3 separate regions of the Mus musculus genome follow, and all the other regions are linked to region 1. A link is a loop called in an ENCODE intact Hi-C map of the cell type or tissue named here. Cell type or tissue: left cerebral cortex. All regions are shown on one strand. Links, peaks and the distances in the headings refer to the core of each region. The heading gives the core; the rest is flanking DNA. Region 1 holds the start of Gm38469. Region 2 overlaps Gm38469. Region 3 has its middle 11 kb from the start of Gm6961.

What was found. Peaks named below come from ENCODE experiments on the same cell type or tissue, not always from the same donor. Only the 100,000 strongest peaks of a DNase experiment are listed, where the experiment ranks them.
Region 2: it touches region 1 in a loop (2.2-fold over the local background); 4 of 42 quality-filtered maps call a loop at or near these places.
Region 3: a loop joins it to region 1, with 3 times the contacts of the local background. A loop is called at or near these places in 17 of 42 quality-filtered maps.

The regions. Positions count from the first base shown.
Region 1 is chr15:96,283,739-96,290,773 of GRCm38, reverse strand. It overlaps Gm38469, which reads left to right and starts at 3,376. Exons shown (of 3, transcript XM_011245785.3): 1 at 3,376-4,758. The coding sequence starts at 3,521. The coding sequence ends at 4,264. Arid2 (AT rich interactive domain 2 (ARID, RFX-like)) reads right to left here and starts at 3,252. Exons shown (of 21, transcript NM_175251.4): 1 at 2,988-3,252; 2 at 2,787-2,880; 3 at 1,622-1,719. The coding sequence starts at 3,079. In left cerebral cortex, for the core only: a CTCF peak has its summit at 3,957; DNase peaks (open chromatin) are centred at 3,008, 3,216, 4,020 and 5,191; H3K4me3 peaks cover 2,500 bases; H3K27ac peaks cover 2,235 bases.
Region 2 is chr15:96,161,273-96,168,307 of GRCm38, reverse strand. All of the region lies in intron 1 of Gm38469, which reads left to right. Among named protein-coding and RNA genes, the nearest start is that of 2610037D02Rik, 33 kb to the left of the region's middle. In left cerebral cortex, for the core only: no CTCF peak of the experiment used is centred there; a DNase peak (open chromatin) is centred at 2,930.
Region 3 is chr15:95,759,178-95,766,212 of GRCm38, reverse strand. No RefSeq gene overlaps it. Among named protein-coding and RNA genes, the nearest start is that of Gm6961, 11 kb to the right of the region's middle. In left cerebral cortex, for the core only: a CTCF peak has its summit at 3,136 (motif pointing left); a DNase peak (open chromatin) is centred at 3,127.

The DNA.
Region 1 (7,035 bases), core at 2,794-5,293:
AGGAATGACAACAGGAAACAAAATACTTATAATTACACTTTGTAAAAGAAAAGCAGTCCAGGTACTTCATTAATTATATGAAGATTGTTAAGATGAATGTAAAGTTTACAGAAAAAATATACATCTCATCAGCCATATATACCATTTAGCACTGAACACAGAATTTTAATCTATACATTTAATGAAGACTAAGCCTAACTTTAAAATATACAATTAAAACATACAAAATACTACAACTGTGTTTGAATTGATTAGTACAAAGCCCTAACTTGTATTATCACAACCCTCTCAAATCCTCTCAACTATTAGAAACAGAAATAATCAAATGACTATCACTCCGTATTAAATTTTTATTTCTAACTCTATTACTAAGTCAATGGCTTGGAAATTTCTTTTTTACTTTATCCTTTTATTTAACAAGGTACTCTGACACCTAATACTATCACACACACACACACACACTCTCACCCTGGTATATTCTAGAGTGCCTATGGAACTCACTAACTGCCAAGTGCTGTCAACTCTTCAGCAAGAAGTCTGAAGTCAATCTAAGGCAGCCAATAGGAAGTGCACCTGTGCAATTTACCCTGTTTCCTATTTCAGAATCCTGAGTGCTATGCAGAGTGACTAGCGCATTTGAAGCAATACAAAACTCCAATTATACACAAGCTACATTACAAATATAAAACATGCTATCTTGTAATATCATCAGTAACAATACTTATTAGACATATTAAGAGCATTATTTTCATTTTAAATAACTAAGGTTACTGTGGATAATCAAGGAAAAATAAAGGTTCCCTTCAAAATAAAGTACAACATGAAAGTATAGAAGCAAACCTAAGAAAAAAACCACTAAGTCACAAAATACATTATCTAGACTGAATCATATAAACAAAATAAGAAATTTACTTTCTTGAGTAAGCAGTCAAAATTTAAGGAAATGAAAAAAAAAATCCAACCGTAATACCCAGATTCAAACCATCCCCATATTCCTAAAGATATTGGATATTTTTAAGTTTCTCAAAAATTCAATTAACAACAAAAGAGTTCAAAAGTTAATTCTGATCAGCCAAGGTATCTTCATTAGATTATTTATGTAAAAATATCCCATTGAAAACCCACTGAGGAACAGTTCCAGGCAGTAAGTTTTCTTTTAAAAAAACAAACAAACAAACAAAAAGTCCACAAAAGCCAGAATTATGGGCGGCTAAGGAGTTTCCAAATAAAGAAGGTGGGGGGAACTCTCTCTCCCACAGGTTACAAAGTTTCATTAAGTATCCCAAGTCTTTTACTAAGCACCTTCTTTCCTGTCCGGTCCCCCCTCCACACCCCCCCCCCCGTGGCTATCAAGCAGTCAATAACAATGTCACAAAAGAATGTTTACAAGGTAGGATGTGGGGTGTCGCCTGTAATGACTTTGTATGAAAAATATAAATGATTGTATTTTAACCTGAGGAGAACGTCAGCCTCCTACCATCTCACTGTATTGACAGCAAATGCTTCTCAGACTGCAATTAACAAGGGATTGGAAAACTGGTTAGAGCGCAGATTTTGTTGTTGTTTAATCGCCCCTAAGTCCCTCGTTTCCAAATACTGTGGAAAAGTCACCACTACTCACCGCAAGTAATACTGTTTTAAAGCAAAGGCAGCGTTGGAACAACTTCTGGGAAAGTTGAACTCTTCAACAATTTCTCCCCACTGATTCTTCTCAGAAACCTGTTAAAAACACAGGCACACTTGTCTCAAAGTGCCCAATCCAAGAAAAACCTACCCTAACCTGGAAGCTAAATGCCCCTTCTGCAGAGATCTGTAGACACCTAAGGAGCAGTGGGTGTCTGGGGTCGACCCACGAGAGTTACTAAGCCAGGGCTGCTTGAATCACTATGTTTTCATCAGAGAGCCCTGTATTTAGCAGCACTTGTTTTGTTTTGGGGGGGGGTTGGTGGGTTTGTTTTGTTTTTGAAGCCCGGACAATAACCAATCGCAAGTCCCTCTGTCGCCCCCTTTTAAATCTCAACGCGGTCCGTTTGCAGTAAAGAAAAAAAAAAAAAAAAGTTCAAAAGGATCAATACTGCTCCGGACAGCGACGTCCGCGAGCTCTGGGGGGGCCGGGGCCGGGGCCGACTCCGATCCCTCTCCCAGATCTATCCATCTCCATAGGCCCTTCTTTGAGGCCTACAGCTTCTGCCTAGCCTTGAAGCCTAAGATGGCTATTTGCAGACAGGTCCTGCTTTCTTTTGTTAGCTGTAGAAAGCCAGGGCGAGCGGGCCGAGGCTGTGCCCCCGGCCGCCGGGATCATTTCGCAGCCGATTATCGATGTTAAACCTGCCCGCGCTAATTTTGAGTTGCACGAAAACTGCTCAGAGTCTGTGTGTCTCTGTGTCTCCGCCTGTGCTAGAGCGGCAGCGGCGGCGGCGGCAGCGCTGACTCGCGGGCGGGCGGGCGGGCCGCGGGCTCGGCGGGCGGCGGGCGAGCACTCCACTCGCCCGCGCTCCCCGCCGCGCCGCTCAGACCCCGCGGGGCCGGCCGGACACCGGGCAGGGCGCTCCCCGCCGCCGGGCCGCACCGCCCGCCCAAGCCCCGCGCCCGCCGCGCGCACGCGAGCCACCAGGCCGAAAACAGCCCCGCCGCCGGCCGCCTCCGTGGGCCACCGGCTGCGAGCGCCGAGAACGCCGTGTGTCCCGCCGATCGCCCCCCCGACCCCGGGCGCCTGCTCCCGGGTCGGAGCAGACTTTTCCGAGCAGGCCAGCGAGAGGGAAATACAAATTAAAACTTCCACTCACCTTCGCGAATCCGCCTAAAGTAGTGACTCTGGTGTAGAGCCCGTGAAGATCCAGCTCCTTCCCACCCACCGCAGGGATCTTCTTAAACGGCGACCTGCGGGCGACAGAAAGCCCCGCACTTGTCACCGGGACCCCGCGCCCGCGGCGGGCCCCCGTTCGCCCCGGCTCGCCCCGGCGCTGCCCCCCCGGTCCTGCTCTCACCCTCTGCTGTGGTGGAACTGCCGCAGCTCGTCCAGGAAAGCCAGTCCCTTCCTCCGCTCGTCCGGAGGCGCCTTCCCCGTCGAGTTTGCCATTATTTTGCCAAAGGAGGTCTCCCGAAAAAACCCAGATCGCGGTTCAAACGCGGCCCCCGCTCCCCGCGCTCCCTACCAGCGCCCGGAGCCCATTCCTCGGCCGGCGGTGGCGGGGCTCAGTCATGGGCCGGCGGTGGCGGCGGCGGCGGCGGCGGCGGCGGCGGCGGCGGCGCAGGGAGGGAGGAGGGAGGGGGAGGAGGCGAGGAGGAGGGGAAGGAGGGAGCGGGAGGCCAGGGGGAGCGCAGGGCCGGAGGGAGGGGAATTTCTAAAAAAGTTTAAAGAAACGGGAGCGAAACTAGAGGGGCAGGCGACGGGCGGCCGGGCGCGGAGCCGCGGGGCGAGCGCGGCCCCCACCCTGCCTCGCCGCCTCCCGCGGCCCGGCTCTGGGCCGCCTCTCAGCGCCGCCGGCCCTGGCGGCTCGGCCCGGGGACGCGATTCAACATGGTGCTGCGGCCGGGGGGCGCACGAGCCGACCGGGGGCCGGGCGAGCCGAGGCGAGGGGCCCGGGCGGCCGCAGGCCTGGGAGTTGCGGCGGCGGCGGCGGCGGCGGCGGCGCGGCGGGGCCGGGGCAGGCGGGGCCGCGTGGGGAGGGGGAGGTCTGTGTGGTGGCTTGTGGAGAGCGGGGTGACAGCGTGGATCCGGGCCGCGGCTCCGCGGGGCCCTCGCACACATTCACGCGCGGCGGCGGCGGCGGCGGCCCGGGCGTCCCCGGGCACAGGCTCCGGCGGCAGCCGAGCCGCTGCGCGCCGCCCGCCGGCCTGCCTGCCTGCCCGCCAGCCTCCCGTTCTCTGCTGCCGCCGCCACGGCCGGGCCGCCAGCGCCGCACAGCGCCCCCCGAGGGCCGGCCGCGGCACTGCGCCTGGCTCCACACGGTCGCGGCGGCTCCTCGCGGGGAACAATAGACTCGGCTCGCCCGGCTTAGGGTTCATCTGCAATGTGCAGCACATTTCACACGCACACAAAGCGGGCGGAAAGGGGGGCGGCGCGGGGAAACGGCCACTACCGGTTGTTCCGGGCTTAGGGGTGGAGGCGATGTTCGCGTCCCCGGCGGCGCCCGCCGGGCCTCCGGCCACACTGAGAAGCAGGCTCGCTCGGCGCAGCCCCGGCGGCCGCGGACGAGTCCGCTCGCCCCCTCTGGAGACGTTGCTAGCGGGAGGCGTTGGCCTCCGGGCTTCATCGTGCTAGCACGAAGCCCGCCGAGCACATGGTCCATGATGGGGCCGTAAACTCACTTTGACAAACTGTAGGATCGAATAGGCTGGAAACTGCCTGCCCTACTTTTGTGGAGCTAGAGTAAGGCTTTTCACTCGTCCTCCCTTTTTTGGTCGGTTTGGTGCACCGAACCCGGAGGTACGCAAACGGTAATCGCGCCTGTTGGGAAATAACCTCCCAACTTTGAGAATAACACTGCTTAGGTCTTTTTTTGCACTAGTATCTGAAAAAGAGGGCAAAATGTTTTTCCCTTTCAGTTTAAAAAAAAAGAAAATGTGTACATAGGGAATTCAAAATTTGTATCTTTTTTTTTTTTTAGTACCACTTAAATTTGCATTTACCCGGGTGTTGGAGCCCTCCCCGGTCTGCAAATGTGGAGAGCCTCATGCTTCTCCTTTGGTCTACTAGGATTCCCATTTTAGAGACAGCCACCAGTGGCAAAGTCACTAGCCCAAGGTCACAAGCTGGTAAGAGTCTGGATGGGTTTATTTCAGGTAGTCTTTCCGATGGGAGCACCTATCGGGTGACGGGGAGGAGTATATTAAAAAAAGAGAGAATTATGTAATAGAGCGGAGCGTGCTTCCGGTACTCACTCTAGGAAACGGGTTTATTTCCCAAGTAAAGTTTATGTCTTCAGTGGGGTCGGGATAAGGTGTGGCTAGCAAATTCCTGACACCCGAGGACCAGTGAGTGCCTCGCAAGCCTGTGAGGGGCGGAGACCCTGGCCGAGGAGGAGGAGGAGAAGCCGGCCGGGCCCGAGGCGAGGCGAGGCGCGCTGGTGGGGAGAGCCGGGCTGGGCCAGCGGCCGCCCCTTCCCCCGCCGCCTCAAGGGCAGCGGCGAGCCGGGCTGGCCGGGCTGTGCGGATTCCCTGCGCTCCGCACTTGCGCACGGCCCCTTGCGTAACCGTCAGCGCCGGGGATTCCCTAGAGGGGGGTCACTCTCTGCAACCATTACACACAGCCGAGCTCCGGCCGCCGCGCCTCACAAAATGGCGGCGCCCATGGATCCGCCGGGCGGCCGCTCCCCGGGCCCCATCTTGTGCGCGAGGCGAGAGACCCGTCACCGTGGAATACCTCCGCCGAGGATGCAGCGGACCCGGGGGGGAAGCCCGCGTGGGGTGTGGGGGGGGGGGAAGGACCGCGTTGCCAAGGACGTCGGCGACTCCTGGCCCGGCGCGCCCTGTCCTCTTCCGTCTTCTCCGAGCGAGGCCGCGCGCCACGGGAAGGGTAGCTGAAGGCAGAGGCGGGGTGGGCTGGACTGGACTCGCGGCGGGGTGACCGCGGGCCCCGGATCCGGAGGGACGAGGACCGGGAGGGCCCGCCGCCGTCGTCGTGCGCGCTCGCCCGCGGGGACCGCGGAGGGCCTTCCGGCTCCAGGACCGCGGCGGAATCGGCGATGCCCGCGGTGGCGGCCCAAGGCGACCCGGCGGACGGGCCCTGCAGCCGCGGGCGCCGTGGGGACGGAGGCGGCACGAGCCCTGACTTTTAAAGTCGTCGGAGCCCAACCTGGGACTACTGTACGTTGTTGATGTCTCTAGGTGGACGTCGGAGCGTCCTTCCACCCCACTCCTGCGCCGCCGGGCAGGCAGGCAGGCGGACTGGCCTGCTTGGCTTTGATTGTCAGGTCCAGGAGCAGAGTGGAGGGATGACATGTCGGCCCTTTACAAGGGGGAGGCTGACACTCGGAAGGCAGCGAATGCTACGAGTGTGTGTCTATCCACACACGTACTTAGTAGCAATTTTGGTTTTCAGAGAAAGTGTCAAAGGCTTGGAGGGAATCTAACCTTTTAAAGCTTTTCCAGGAATTTTTTAGGGTTGCTTTCTGTAGAAGAGGTGTAATCCTCAAAACGGAAGTCTACTGATGGATAGAATTTAAATTCTTAACACTTTGACTAGTCTCTGTTTAGTGAATACAAACCTAAAAGTTGATGTTATCGGATGGATCACAGAGCAGTTCAATTTTCCTGAAATCAGCGCGGGGGGGGGGGGAGGGAATAGGAGACCAAAAGCAGCCATCTGGTTATTTGCTTGGAAAGGAAAACTTAAGGGCAGAGGGGAGTTTATCTGGGTTTCTGTGTCATCTTCCAGTTGCATTAGCCATTGTGCTTGTGTGGTTCTGTGGTGACTCGTTGAGATACTATGATGGCACCTGCATATTTCCGTCTGAGCACTGAACAGTCGCCTTCTGCACATTCCACAGCCCATCTTCTGCCCCGCCCTGTGAGTGCTGCTGGCCCATGGAACACAACATAGTTCCTGGTCCGGTGTGTTCCTACTGATGGCTACCATATTTGATAAGTTTAGCTACGACTGCTCAGTCTTTATCCCTCGCAAGGATGCCGTCTGTGTCTTAGCACTCACCCAAGCCGCAGGAGAATATTTTTATGCTTTTGTACTGAAGTAACCCCGGTGGGTAGTATCACATTTCTTATTACCATAATACATTCCCAATAGTGGGCAGCATAGAGCAGGTGGAGCCTACACAAGGCGTGTTAGAGATGTGCTGACAGTTTTACAATAGGTATTCTCTAACTAATTTGATGTAAAGTACAATATAGCTCAGAGCTTTCAAGCATTAATGAAAAGCATTCCCTTAAACATTAAAGCGAGAGTGAACATTGTCCAAACCTCAGTACAGCTTACTGTTCTGATGAGAAATGCGACAAAGACTTTATGCTAGGAGAAATGTCTATCTTTTTTTAGTAGTGACTGCAAGTCCAAGTCAGAGATTCCTGCTGTGTAGA
Region 2 (7,035 bases), core at 1,955-4,454, 120 kb after region 1:
AACTTAAGGAAATCCTATCTCAGAGGTGGGGGCGGGGGCAGTCAGATAGACACAGAGAGAGACAGAGACAGAGAGACAGAGAGATAAGGAGACTGAGAGATGGAGAGAGACAGAGAGATAAAGAGACAGAGAGATAAAGAGACAGAGAGATAGAGACAGAGAACTGTAGCCCAGTGGGGGTGCCAGCTTGCCTCGCATGCTGGCTTCATCCCCAACAGAGAGTGGGCATTGAGTATTTCTACCAGAGAGGGCACAAGAAGTCATGGTCACTCATAAATATGTTTGCTTGGCTTTTTAGCTACTATAGCCATACTTTTAGATGGAGACCCATCTAAAATACATGATATGCTTCCCACTTGACCAGGAAAACGGCAAAGACACAATGGAAAGGTCATCGTTATGAACCAGAGGCCCCAGCCAGACAGTGCTATGTAACAAGAGCATTACAGAATCTTCTGAGTGCACAGAACCATAGAAGCTTCTAGAAGCTTCTAGAAGCCATACACAGCTTCTAGAAGTTTTATATTCTCTGGAGTCCTTGTTGACACCTGTCAGAATTTTCACCTGAGTGAAGCACCTCTCTGTTCCACTTGAATATATTAAGCTTTCAAATCAACCAAAAAGCAGGTTGAAAACTGTTTGCAAAGCAGTGCTGGGCTCTGAGTGTGGGCTCGCCTCCCAGCCCCACACATGCATGCGCATGTAAATGGAGAGACTTTGTTAACAATGTCTACTTCACCAGCTCAGAGCTGTCCTTTTCATTAGGTCTTGGTTCTTGCCTGCCTTCCTAACCGGTATGATTGCCCTGTATTACCATGTTGGAACACTTCCTAGGAATAACTAAAATAATGTGCAAACCTGTCAAGAAGTGAGAACACTTCAGTGGCAGACACGAAGCGAAAAGCACAAACAGGAGGAGGCGTAGGAGAACAGAGACTGGCGGCTATGGGGATGTGAATATGATAAAAAGCTAACCACAGAAGCCTGAGGGTCCCCAGAGCCTACATAAATGGCTGCGTGTGGTGGCAGAGCCCCACAGAAGGCAAGCCGAGACTCGAGAATTACCCCAATCTCATAGGATGTCCAGCATGGAGTGTGAAAGCAGAAGCAACAGAGATCTTACCTCAGCAAAGGGGGAGGTGACAACACACTCCTCATAGTTGTTCTCTGACCTCCACATACATGTCATGTACCAACATTCACCCATGCATGCGTGTGTGCGCACACACACACACACACACACACACACGTATGCACACACACATGATCACGCAATGCACACTCAATGTATATATTTGTTTTAAAAAGAACACAGTAGGGGGCTGGTGAGATGGCTCAGCGGTTAAGAGCACCGACTGCTCTTCCAAAGGTCCTGAGTTCAAATCCCAGCAACCACATGGTGGCTCACAACCACCCATAATGAGATCTGATGCTCTCTTCTGGTGTGTCTGAAGACAACTACAGTGTACTTATAAATCTTTGGGCTGGAGTGAGCAGGGCCAACCACAACCTCCATTCCCAGCAACCACATGAAGGCTCACAATCATGAGTAGAGTGTACCCATATACATAAAATAAATAAATCTTAAAAAAAAAAAGAACACAGTAGATACAGAGTGTTTAGATATTAGGAATTCTGCCATTTTCATTATTTTTGTTTAAGGAAAGATAAAATTTTGTTCGCATAACGCACATTTCTTTTTAAGACTGAAGAGAAATATGTTCTATTTTTAAAACACTATGCTAATGTTTTACATTTGTATCAATTATGCCACCTGTTCTTCATAATTTAACCGGTTATAAACTTAACAGCACTTGACCCAGGTGCATACTCCCAGGATGATTGCGATGGGGCACCACAAGTGTGGTGATGCAGTGTGCACGGGGTCTCTGGACGATGGGAACTTGGTCTGATGTGGGGTGGGGGTAGGTGGGTGGGGTGGGGTTGATGGCTGATGGTCTGTTTCAAAGCTTTCTTTCTTTACCAAATTGCTTACATTAAACAAATGTGGGGGGGGGGGTGGAGGGGGTGGAAAGGCCATAAATAACTCTTGGGAGTTGAATCAGTAGGACTGGAACAAGGATAGCTACAAAGTTACCCACCCTGGCAGCTCGGGAGATGTGCCAGTCCCAGGAGATTCTCATGGAAGACCATTGACACTATGTTATTTACTTCTCTTCTTGCTGTAACAAGAAGAAACTTAAGGAAGGGTTCATTTTCCATTACTGTTTGAGCAGAGGCAGCACAACCTTGGGGTAGCGGGTCACATTGTACTTGTAATCAGAAGGCAGAGAGCATTGAATGCTGGAACACAGCATAAATTCTCCCTTCTATTCAGTCCAGGACCCCAGCCCACCAAATGGTGCTGCCCACAATTAAGGTGGGTCTTCCCACCCCTAATTAACCTAATCTGGATGTTTCACAAACATTCCCAGAGGTTTGTCTCCAAGGTACTCCTAGATCATGCCGCTGTGGCACTATTAACTCCCATAGATGTCGCCAGCGCATGTACTACATGTGCCCACTGTAGAATGAGTTTAAACAGTTTATGTGTTATATATCTTATCTTATATATCTTATATATCTTATCTTGTGATTCATTTCACATTGCCAAATGTACCCACATCAAGGATAAAGTCTTCTGAGGAAAGGATGCTAAACTCTCCATTAACGTAAAATATAAAAAGAAACTTACAACCCACAGTACTCCATGAAGCAGGTCACATTCTGCTGAGGCTTATCTATGAAGAAGAGAGGAACACACAACAGGAGAGTAGGACATTTGCATTCCATTCAGTCTTGGGCAAAACATTTGATTTGGCATTCGGTGTGATTTTCCTGGATGCATCATTTCCAAGTAACCCTGGTAATACCACAGCCTCCCAAACTGAAGGAAGCTAAACCGTGCCTGCAAGAGGTAAGAAAGGGACACAGCGTGCGCTCTGACAGCCTGCCTCATAGCAGGCGACACTCTGTGCTGCTCTGACAGCCTGCCTCATAGCAGGCTCTGTGGTTCACGCTTTATGAATTTATTAATCATCTGAAAGAGAGAATGAGCAAGTGCTCATGACAGTTGCGGGGAAGACCGGATCCGGAGGTGTTACAAGCTTTGATAAATGGCCAGGATATGAACAGCAGTGTGGTTCACAAAGACCAAAAACAAATCAGAAATCTGGGATGGAAGAACACGAAATTGCTTTCTGGAAGATACAAACAAATATCTGGCAAAATTACACCAGATGGGATCTCTAGAGAAGAGAGCTGTGTGTGTGTGTGTGTGTGTGTGTGTGTGTGTGTGTGTGAAGATGGTAGGGAGTTTTAGACGAATGTAAATGTGCAAAAGAACAAGGTTGGCATCGATCATGGTGGAGCATGAGCCTCGAGAGGGAGGGGGCTGTGCTCCCTCAATATGAGTGTGTTTGAAATCACCCGGAGACAACTGTATTCCAGTTTCAGCACCCAAATAAACAAGTGATGCTGACAGTCTTGGAAGGAATCCAGGGGAAAATAATGGAAATGATTAATGGAAGGAGGGATTGATTTATGAAGATTTATGGAGTGTATCATCTGGGTTAAGCGATGGCAGAAAATATGATGATACATTCCGGAAATGACGGCAGTACTTATATTTCAGATCGGAGGGTAGGGATGTAAAAAAAAAAAAATAAATAAAAACAGGATTAAATAGGGTAGAATTAATTTGCATAAACAAAAACAGGATTGATTTTTTTTTTTTTAAAGCAGCTCTTACAGAACAAGTCTTAAGATCACTAACTACGTTGGTTGACAACTACTCAATTACCCATCAACTTTTAGGGTACATGTTGAAGTAACCTCAGATGTGACATTATGCTTAGAAACTCACTGAAAGAATGATGGTGTTCCAGCGGTAGTATGCATAGAACAAATTTATGTGTTATCTCCTGAGTGAATTACATGTGACTGGAAAGGGGCTAGTGGAAGGACTTAAGGGACTTATGTTGTCTTAAGGGACACCTGCCTATGTACCTTCGTTTTATCTGTCAGGATAGTTTTACATTTTTAGAAATACTCATCAGGATGTTCTCTGTCCCTAGTGAACAGACACAGGGTTGCTTCCATGTCCTTTGTGAATGGACATTTCAGCACGACATTTTTAGACTGAGTGTGTAAAGTAACTTCGTTATGTTCCCATTGCCCACTTACCACGTTAGAAGTAAGTACTTTTCACTGAAGAGAAACAAGGCCTTCAGGGCAGAATCAAGTCCAGACAAAGAGCCTTGCCCAGGGGTTCCAGTCTGATGGGGCCTTCTTAGGGACAATGAGGCCGCTTCAGAACTTAGCATATTACTGGCAACGTTGCACGAGTGAGCTGAGGTTTAGGGAGATCTGGTTGAGTTATCAAGTGGATCCTAAAGGAAATTCTTGAGCCTAAAGGAAAATGAGTACACTTTGTTGATGGTAAGATTAATATAAATGGAAAACTTTAAATGTCACGTGGCTTAGCTTGAGGTTAAATTTACAGCTCAGCTCTGATACTGTGTTGGCATATGTAATGAAATCATTACAAATTACAGTGATCCCGTGTTTCCTGCCATCATTACGGGATACATATTCATCACCTAGGGATTAGGCGGTGACTGCCTAGTATACAATTGGCCCTCAATAGATATTTGTTAGATAAGTCAATGAATGAATTTACAGTGGTAAGTTAAGGCTCTAAAGTGAGTAGGTCATTCCCTAGGGATCCTACAGATCACCCCCTGTTAAATCTACCTATACCAATGCTCACCTCTCCAGCACCAATCAGACGTAACTGGATTGCCCCTCCCATCCATCTCCTTTCGCCTCTCGTATTCTTACAGGTTATACATTATCGTTTACAATATCACAATTGATTCACCAGGCATTCACAGAGCTGTTCCTTGGTCCTAAGGGCTGGGCTCATGTCTGGGAAGCAGGAAGAATAAGACGAGTTGTCTTCTAAAGGAATTTACAGCCCTGCTGTGAAGACAAGCCAATGGATTATACAGTAACTATAGCCATATCTAAGTATGTGAAATGAATAGCCATAGCTCTGAGATGAGTACTGCAAGAGGTAGCTGTGTCCAGAGTCAACGAAATACTAAGAAGAAAGCCTCAAAAACCCAGGACAGAAGTAACATGCGACCAGAGTGCCAAGCTCTCTGTTCCTCTCCAAGGATCCCCTGGCCCTCACTGTGACGGACGGACGGAGTCTGCGCACACATCGGCTTTTGGAGGAATAGGAAGATGCACCCTGAACCCCATACTTTGCTTGCCCTCTGCATTCTGTAATACGGAAAAGCATCTCTTTTTGGTGGGGAAGTTTGGCCTTTAATGCTCTTAATTGCCTGCCAGCAATGACAGAACGGTTTGCTTAGGATTGATCGGCGACTTCTGCATGCAGTATTATCATGTCCGCGTCGGCTGTTTCCATGACGTCCTGAAGAAACTATTTAAAATGAAAACAGTTGGCAGGACTTATTTGATGTGTCAAATAAGAAGTCCCACTGAAGACTCTTTATTCTCAGCAGGACTGAGGCATGTAAAATTGCTGGTTTGCAGAATTTTATCTTCACGTATTGTTTTTATCAGCCTATTTTGTCATGGGCGGTGGAAGAACATGGAGTAGCTACAGCCCAGCCTGTGGCCCATAATATCTAAATAAATTTAAAAAAAATCTACTTAGCTACATATCAGATATGCTTTATTCTGTCCACATAACCCTGAGGTTTTAAAATTTAATTTATGTTTCTGTTGACTGAATGTAAATAAATAAAAAGTAGGAAGTTCTTTGCGCAGCACTCTCTCAGGGGAAGGCCAAATAGAGACAGCGTGCTCTTAGGTCGTTTTATTTTACAATCTGGATCCGAGGTGGCAGATTTAAGACAGGTTCTGTAGATTGCTGTTTGGCTTTGATTACGAAGGCCCGATGTGAACAGGATACGCACCATGATATAATATTACTATCCATCTTCTCCTTCCAACAGATCTTAGCGTCCAGGAGTAAATCACCTGTAGTCAGATCCTAATGCCGCTCACGGGTTAAACCCCCTTCCCGATCTCCATATGAGTTTAAATGTTAAGTGTGTTACCTTGTTGAAGTACAGTTGAGATTACCATCAGCTCCATTATCCACTTCAAATTTCAATACAAGGACAGCAGATAGGAGAGAAAAAGCATGTGTTTTTCCTTCCCTTTTGAAAGCTGCCAGCCATACTGCATTTCACCCATGGAGCTGAAGGTGCTGCCTGCCAGTGGTCCCTACGGAGAAGAAAATGTACACAGAGCGATGATGGTTGAATAGTCAGAGAGTTCCACAGAGGCCATGCCACCTGGGGGCTTTTAGTTTAGACTCTGAAAAACATTTTAGTTACGGCTCTCAGATTCTTTTTTTTTTTTTTTTTTTTTTTTTTACCTGCTTATGAACAACATCTTGTGCTTCTCATAGGACTAATTTTTTTGTAAGCTATGACACTTTGTTAGATGGGCTAATATAGGGAAAGCACATAAAACATTCCTAGCATTCCGTACAGAGTAATTCCTGGCAGTGGTGTTGAGGATGAGAAGAAAATCACATTTTTAATCAGGCTGCAAGTTGGAGAGACAAGAGGTACACTGGGGGGCCTGAGAAAGGGGCCTTTTCGGATTTACAACGGGAATCCCTCATTTGCATCTCCCATACCTGGTCTTGATTTTAATAGTACCAATATGTTGTGGGAAATAATAAAAAATATGCAATTCATGCTAACCGAGCGGACCCTGGCGGGCTGGCTGGCCAGGCATTGGCGGGCCAAGGAGACTAACTCAGAACTCCAAAATCTCTCTACCCAGCTCGCTAAACTCCCACTGGCAAGTCGCTACCATGCCAACCTCACACTTCAGAATTCCCATGACCTTCTGGGGTGCACTTCTTGCAAACCCACGCTTTGCCGCTGACCCCAGTTGAGCCGCTGTGTGAAGGAAAAACACCACACAAACGTAGTTCAGAATCAGTGGTAACTCAGTCACTGGGCGCAACAACTAGAATCCTAA
Region 3 (7,035 bases), core at 1,721-4,220, 520 kb after region 1:
CGGGAGCACAAGATGGTGGATGCTAATTTCATGATGCTTAGAGCCAATCAGAGCTCTGGGTCAGGAACCACACATCCTCAGAGGCATCTTCAGGAAGCCACGCCCCCAGTCTGGTCCCACTTCCACAGTTGCAGTCCTTCCAAAGGTCTGATGGATTATGGCGCCATCGGTAGATGAATGAATCCTTTGATTAGATGAAAGCCATCACGATCCAGTTACTTTCCAACAGCCCACCTGTGAATATGGCATTGGGGACCAAGTCTTCAGTGAATGGGTTTTTCAGGGGCTATTTTATATCTCAACCACGAAGCACTTTGACACAATGGGGAGCAAAAGTGGACCTCCCTAGCTGCCTGGGCATCACCTATTAGAATGCTGTCTGTTACCATCATCGATCTTAAAACGAGGGAGCAAATTCCACTAACCCTACACTAATTCCTATCACCATACAGACATCCTCTGAGAACATATTACTCATATGAACATAGACTTTTGTTTGTTTGGTCTTCAGGACCTGGGTTTCCAAGCTTACCTTTCATCCATTATGTTATTAAATGAATTATTTTATTTTATTTTTAATCTAGCAGTCTTTTGTCTGTGCCTGGACTTCCTGGTAGAGGGTATGCACAATTCTGGCAAGTTAAAGCGGAATGAAGAGGTGCTAGGAGCAGAGACAGTTGGTGAGTGTTCTTCAGATTGGAAAACTTGGCACTCGACGGCAGTGGACAGAGTCCAGCAGTTAATGGCGGAGGGATTGAACCATGACTTATTCAGTACCCATCCTGCTTGCGGTATTCCAAATGTCAAGGATTCGTTCTGTTACATTGTTTCCATTTTACATCCGGAAATTACCCGAAGCATTCATTGATGACCAAGGCATGAAGTCCTTACAAATTATTCATTTGTTCAAATTGTTCTATAGGCCATTAGAGTCTTTTATGAAGCCTTTTTATCAATTATTTGTAATGACAATTTACACATTTAGCTATATTTTTAGTTTGCTGCTTGTTAAGCCTTAAAGCCTTAAAATGAGACAAAAAAACCTGCTTGAGACAATGTTTCACATGAGTGAAGTGATTCAAAAACAACAGCCAAAGACGTGGATCCAGCTGAATTCCCAGGGAGTTCCACTGACGTGATTCAAAAGTGTCTTTTATTATTACTTCACAACATTGAAAAAAAGTACATTTACTTATTTATTTAGGCGGGGGCTGGGTCATCTTCAGAGTGTGGGATCTGAGGTCAGCTTTTGGGGGTCAGTTCTCTCCTTCTACCGTTAGGGACCTGGGGGTTGAACTCAGGTTGTCAGGCTGGGACTTGAACCCTTTACCCACTGAGCCATCTCATGAGCCCCCTTTCACAACATCTGCCTGTCCTTTAGAGTCAGGGTTTCCTTAGTTACTCAAATAATATGGTGAGAATAATATTCACACAGCATGCCCCCACACATGCAGAATTGCACAGTGGACTTTGCTAATGATGCCACATATGTCCCCAAGGCTTCCTTTATGGGACCCCCTTTCTTTGTCTCCTCTCCCCTCCTTCTGTTCCTTGTTCATCTGTCATCTGGTTTCGTCCCTCCCCACCTCCCTTTTCTCTCTCCTCTCCTCTCCCTCCTCCTCTTTTCCATTCAGTCTTCTCCTCTGCAGTCTGTGCTCTGTCCTTTCTCTTATTCTTCTCTCTGAGTAACAGTTGTCGATGTATCAACAGATTGTTTACATTGGAAGGCCATCAACAGGTTGTCTACATTGGAAGGCCATGGCCCTAGTTTGAAAACAGGTCAACCAGGAACAGATATTAATTTACTTTGTGCTTACAGAATACACGAGCACTGATGTCTAAAGTTTCATTTTAACACCGTGATGTGCCACAATGACAATAATAATGATGTTGGGGCTAAATGATGTCATGGGTCACTTGTCTGGGTCTGGTGACAGCACTTGGGAGTCAGAGGCAAGAGAATCTTTGTGATATCAAGGCTAGCCTGGTTTATATAGTGACTTTCAGGCTAGCCAGGGCTACATAATGATGTTCTATCTCAAAGAGAGAGAGAGAGAGAGAGAGAGAGAGAGAGAGAGAGAGAGATTGGGGGGGGGAGTGTGCAGGTGATCAGATTTGCCAAGCTGATTGGGCAAATCAGTATCATGATCAGCACTCAGACATTATAACTCTGGAGTCAGTGTGTACCACGAAGCCGTGCCCAGGAGCAACCATTAAAAATAAATATTCTAGTTCTCTTTAAAACCCACTGAACAGCTCTTATGGATGAAATTAATGTTGCAAGATAGTATTATGCCACAGGAGAGGAGAAGGGTCTTTAACGTCCTGTCTCCAAATGTTCTGCTATCACCAATAAGACAGGACCTGTAGGATGCTTTTAAAGAATCATCGTCCAGCATCCTTCTGATTGGTTATTTATTTATTTATTATTTATTATTATTAGTTTTTTACTTCAGTCTGCCTAAATGCTCTGAACAGAGACACACCTGCTATGATCCTGGAGACAGCAACATCTAATGAGTCAGCAGAACGGAATTTGACTGCCTATGTCTTGACCCAGTAGCCAACCACACCCGACACACCCCCTGACTATCCAAGCCGGAGTAAGGAGGGATTTGAGTGCTAACTTCCCCTACACCATTTACGCAGGGCTCCCGCTCTCCCAATCAGTGCACTTGAAATAAGCCACTGTACCTTGGGATGAAGAGTCTGCAGGACTCCAAGTCATTCAAAAACAGAGTCTTATGAATAAATATAAGAGAGAGAGAGAGAGAGAGAGAGAGAGAGAGAGAGAGAGAGAGAGAGAGAGAGAGAGAGGAGGGAGGGAGGGAGGGAGAGAGAGAGAGGGGGGGAGAGAGAGAGGGGGAGAGAGAGAGAGGGAGAGGGGGAGAGAGAGAGAGGGAGAGGGAGAGGGAGGGAGAGGGAGAGGGAGAGGGAGGGAGAGAGAGAGAGAGAGAGAGAGAGAGAGAGAGAGAGAGAGAGAGAGAGAGAGAGAGAAAGAGAGAGAGAGAGAGAGACCTGATTAGGATGAGCAAACAGACCTAGGGAGTTCAGATAACCACGGAGACTCAGCTGAGCTGGACCAAAGCTAACCTCTTGATTCCCGGCTCTGGGCTGCCCCCTTGTGGTCAGCCTTGAACAGCGCTGGTTAAACTGACCACCCCTGACAATGTCCTCTCTTTCATTTCTACCCTAGAAGGAATAAAATGACAAACTGATTTACAAAACAACTAGCAGTCGAGTCTCCATCAGGTCGTCGTCTGCTTTCTATTCTAGTGCTTCTAAACACTGTGAACACGCCTAGCCTTATAAACGCTGTGAACACACCTAGCCATGGTCACATCGCATGTATCTATTTAGTCTGTGCAAGTTGGGGGGAAAAGTACAAGATTGTCTACCTACAGTGACACACTGGTTTTAGGGGTACCACAGAACCACAAAATTCTGCCTTTGTAGATTATCTTGCTTATGCCTCTCACTAACTTCCCTGCTTGTGAGAAAGCACGAAAATTGACATTAAAATTCTGCCGCGTGAAGCTGCTGTCTCTCTTTGGCAACGACTCTCAACCTTCCTAACACTGCAACCCTTTGATAGAGTCCCTCATGTTGTGGTGACCTCCAGCCATAAAAGTATCCTGTGGCTCTTTCATGCCTGTAATTTTGCTACTGTTATGTGTCATAATGTATATATCTGGTATGCAGAGAGTCTTAGGCAACACCTGTGAAAGGGTCGTTCAACCCCAAAAGGGATCGCGACCCACAGGTTGAGAACCAGTGCTTTAGAGCCTTGCAAAGACACGCACTGTACTGAAATTCGTTCTTCTCATTTTCCCCTGACGTGCTCCTCAAAAGGACGCAAGGTTCACGTGATGTCAAGCGGCTTTGCTATTCTTGGTCTGAAGTTTCAGAGATTAATGTCCAATATTTCATACACATAGGCACATATATGCACACATGCATAGAAAATTGTCCCCTAATTACTATGTTTTACTAATTTTTATAAGGTATGAAAAAGGGGGGGCAAGCATTTGACTAAAGCAACTTCCATACCATAGCTGCCTTTATCTTTGTGAGATGCATACAAGACCTACAGATGTTGCCTGAAGTGTAGAGATGACCAAATCCTATGTGTACTATACATGTCCTACATAAGAATGTGTACCTCTGATAATCTTTAATTTACAAATTAAACACAGTAACTAACTAGCAACAGCGAATAACAAATCAGAGCCATATAAGGATACAATATCATCACAGCTGTGTGAGTAATGCCACATCTTTCTGTAAGTATCTTCCATGATAAACTCATCCCTCCTATAACTGAAATTGTGAGAGGCCCACCCACACATAAGGTGGGCTACCACATCCCAGTTCAGGGCAAAAGTCAAAGCAACCTTAGAAACCATTCTTCTAAATCCGCAAGCCAAGAGCATAAGGTGAGCAGTCTGTTTTTAACTTTACAAAAGGAGGTGGGAGGTTCCGGTCCCTGAACTTGATGGAACCTGAGCGTGGGTTAACCTTCAAGGGACACTTGCTGCTGCAGTTCTGGAAAGGCCAGCTCTGGACTGTAGTCTGCACGGGCTCAGGGTCGACTGTTCCCACAACAGGTGGAGCAGATGGCGACTTCTCCTGGACTCATCCCAAGTTGGGCTTTGCATTTTTTTTTCAAGAGAAAAATCAAATGCTTTGATGAATGTATCCTTCTTCCCTGATGCTAGAAGGGTTTAGTTCTGGCTTCCTTTCCAATGGTCTGGTGGAGAGGATGGCGAATTTTTATGAATTTTTTTTGCTGTTTTCAGGCTGGAAAAGAAAGAATAGATAGAGCTTCTGTGGGATTGACTTGGAACCATTGAGATATATGCATACTTTTGTGGTCTTATTTCCTTCCTTCCTTCCTTCCTTCCTTCCTTCCTTCCTTCCTTCCTTCCTTCCTTCCTTCCCTCCCTCCCTCCCTCCCTCCCTCCCTCCCTCCCTCCCTCCTTCCTTCCTTCCTCCCTCCCTCCCACTGAAACATGACCTCTCTACGAAATCAGAGATGCGACTTTCTTTGCTAACTGATGTTGAAGGTATATAATGAGAGTACTCCTGTTTACCATGACAGGAAACATCATATGCTTTCACATGGTCAAAACCATGCAGGAAGTGCTACTGGAAGTGTTTCGAAGGGACAGATGAAGTGTGGCAGTTAGGGTCCCTGATTGTGAGTCGAAACAGTGACTTATACTACTTCAAATACCTGAATGGCGCTGTTAATGCCAGAAACAAAGGCAACCATCTGTATTCCATTTTTATTACTTGTAACTAATTGAAGGGATGATCTCCCCCCGCCCCAAAGTCTCCTTACAGGCAGAATAACACCTGGTGGCGTTCATGAGATGCTAGCATAGTTAAGACTACGTCCCTGAGGTTCATAGAGTGCTCCCAAAGTGCTTTCTGGAGTAAGACAATCACCATCTCGAGTCCTTCTGTTTTTAAATGACTTGAGCCATTAGGCACGCTTTCTCACGCCAAGGTGGACTCTCTCTGTAAACACCATCCCTTCCCCTCTACTGTGAAGCATTAAACCTAAGAGCTGTCCCTCATTGGTGTTAGACCCAGCAGGTATGGACAGTCCAGGCCACTCTTGGGTTCTGGCATCTCCCCCTCTCCCGGGTCACCTCGCTCACAGGGTAACACCCTGGTTCTCATCCATCCTGCCAACTGTGCTGGTCTGCTGCCTGGACGCTTCTAACATTTTACACCATCATCAAATGCCCATTCTCTGTGCTCGTGTAGGTTTGATCTCTTAAAGCAAGTCTTTCCTTCTTACCCTACCATCTTCATCTTTTGTTTTTCAATGAAAAAATTATTCTATTCTTTATTTTCTTCCCCTTTTCCCTCCAGACCTCATGACCTGGTATCTGTCTTCATGGTCTGCTGACATGGTCTGTGATGGTGTCACTGTGGACCATGAAGGTGAGTTGACAAGAGGCTCTGAGAGTAGACACGAGGGTCAATAGGTGCAGATCAGCTTTCAATTCACACCTCTGGCTGCTGTGTGGTCCTGGTGATGTGTTTACATTTTCTCAGTGTTGGATTCCTCCTTGGCGACAGGAATTATTGTGAAGGCTAGATAAGGACACAGTTTGAAGTCTGGCCTTTACTGACATGTGGTAATTGTTACTAATATGATGCAATTTGATGCTTTGATACCCATGTGTGGCGGAGAGTAACGAGTCAGGCTGATTAGCAGTCCCTCATCTCAAATATTTATCAGCTTACGGTATTTTTGACTATCCCCTCTTTTAACCATTTTGAAATATACAGTATGTTATTAATCATAGTCACCTTGCTATGCAATAGAGCTGACTGCGCCATTGAACCAGTGTCTCATGGTAATCAATGCATTATTTGCTATCGCCCACAGCTATTGTGTTAGTCTATTTGTGCTTCTATAACAAAATAACCAAGGCTGAATAATTTATAAACAACAACTGTGTTTATAATATTATTTTCTCCTGGTTTTCTCCCATCCCTTTGAACATTTCTTCTGCACTTTCTCCTGGTCTATAGCTAAAATGCTCTGTTTGGTCACTCTGTATGCACATGTTATTTAAGATTAGATTTAGCAGTGAGAAGTTCCAAGCCTCCCCAAACAATGACGTCAACAAGAAAAAGAATAATTTTCTTCTCAACGTCTGGATGTGGAGAGATCGGTGCTAAGGTGACAACTGTTCACAGAGTTCCTGAAGCTCCTCCTAGTGTGGTCCTTGCTCTGTTCAGCATCCATCTCCAAGGTCACCTGTGCCTTAAGCTCAGTCCTTCAGGTCTGAATTCTCACAGGAAGGGTGCAGAGCAAAGGGCAAAAAGGAGTTGACAGCTGCTTTTGATTGGTCTAGACTAACTCGTATGGCCACTCCTGGCTTCCCTAGGCGTGAGACATGCAGGTTGGCTGGGTTAAAAGGTAAGGATCCTACTGAGCAATCAGATCTACTCACCGGCCTCCATACCATGCCAAAACGCTCCTGGGTGTTATCCATTTTACGACACATGGCA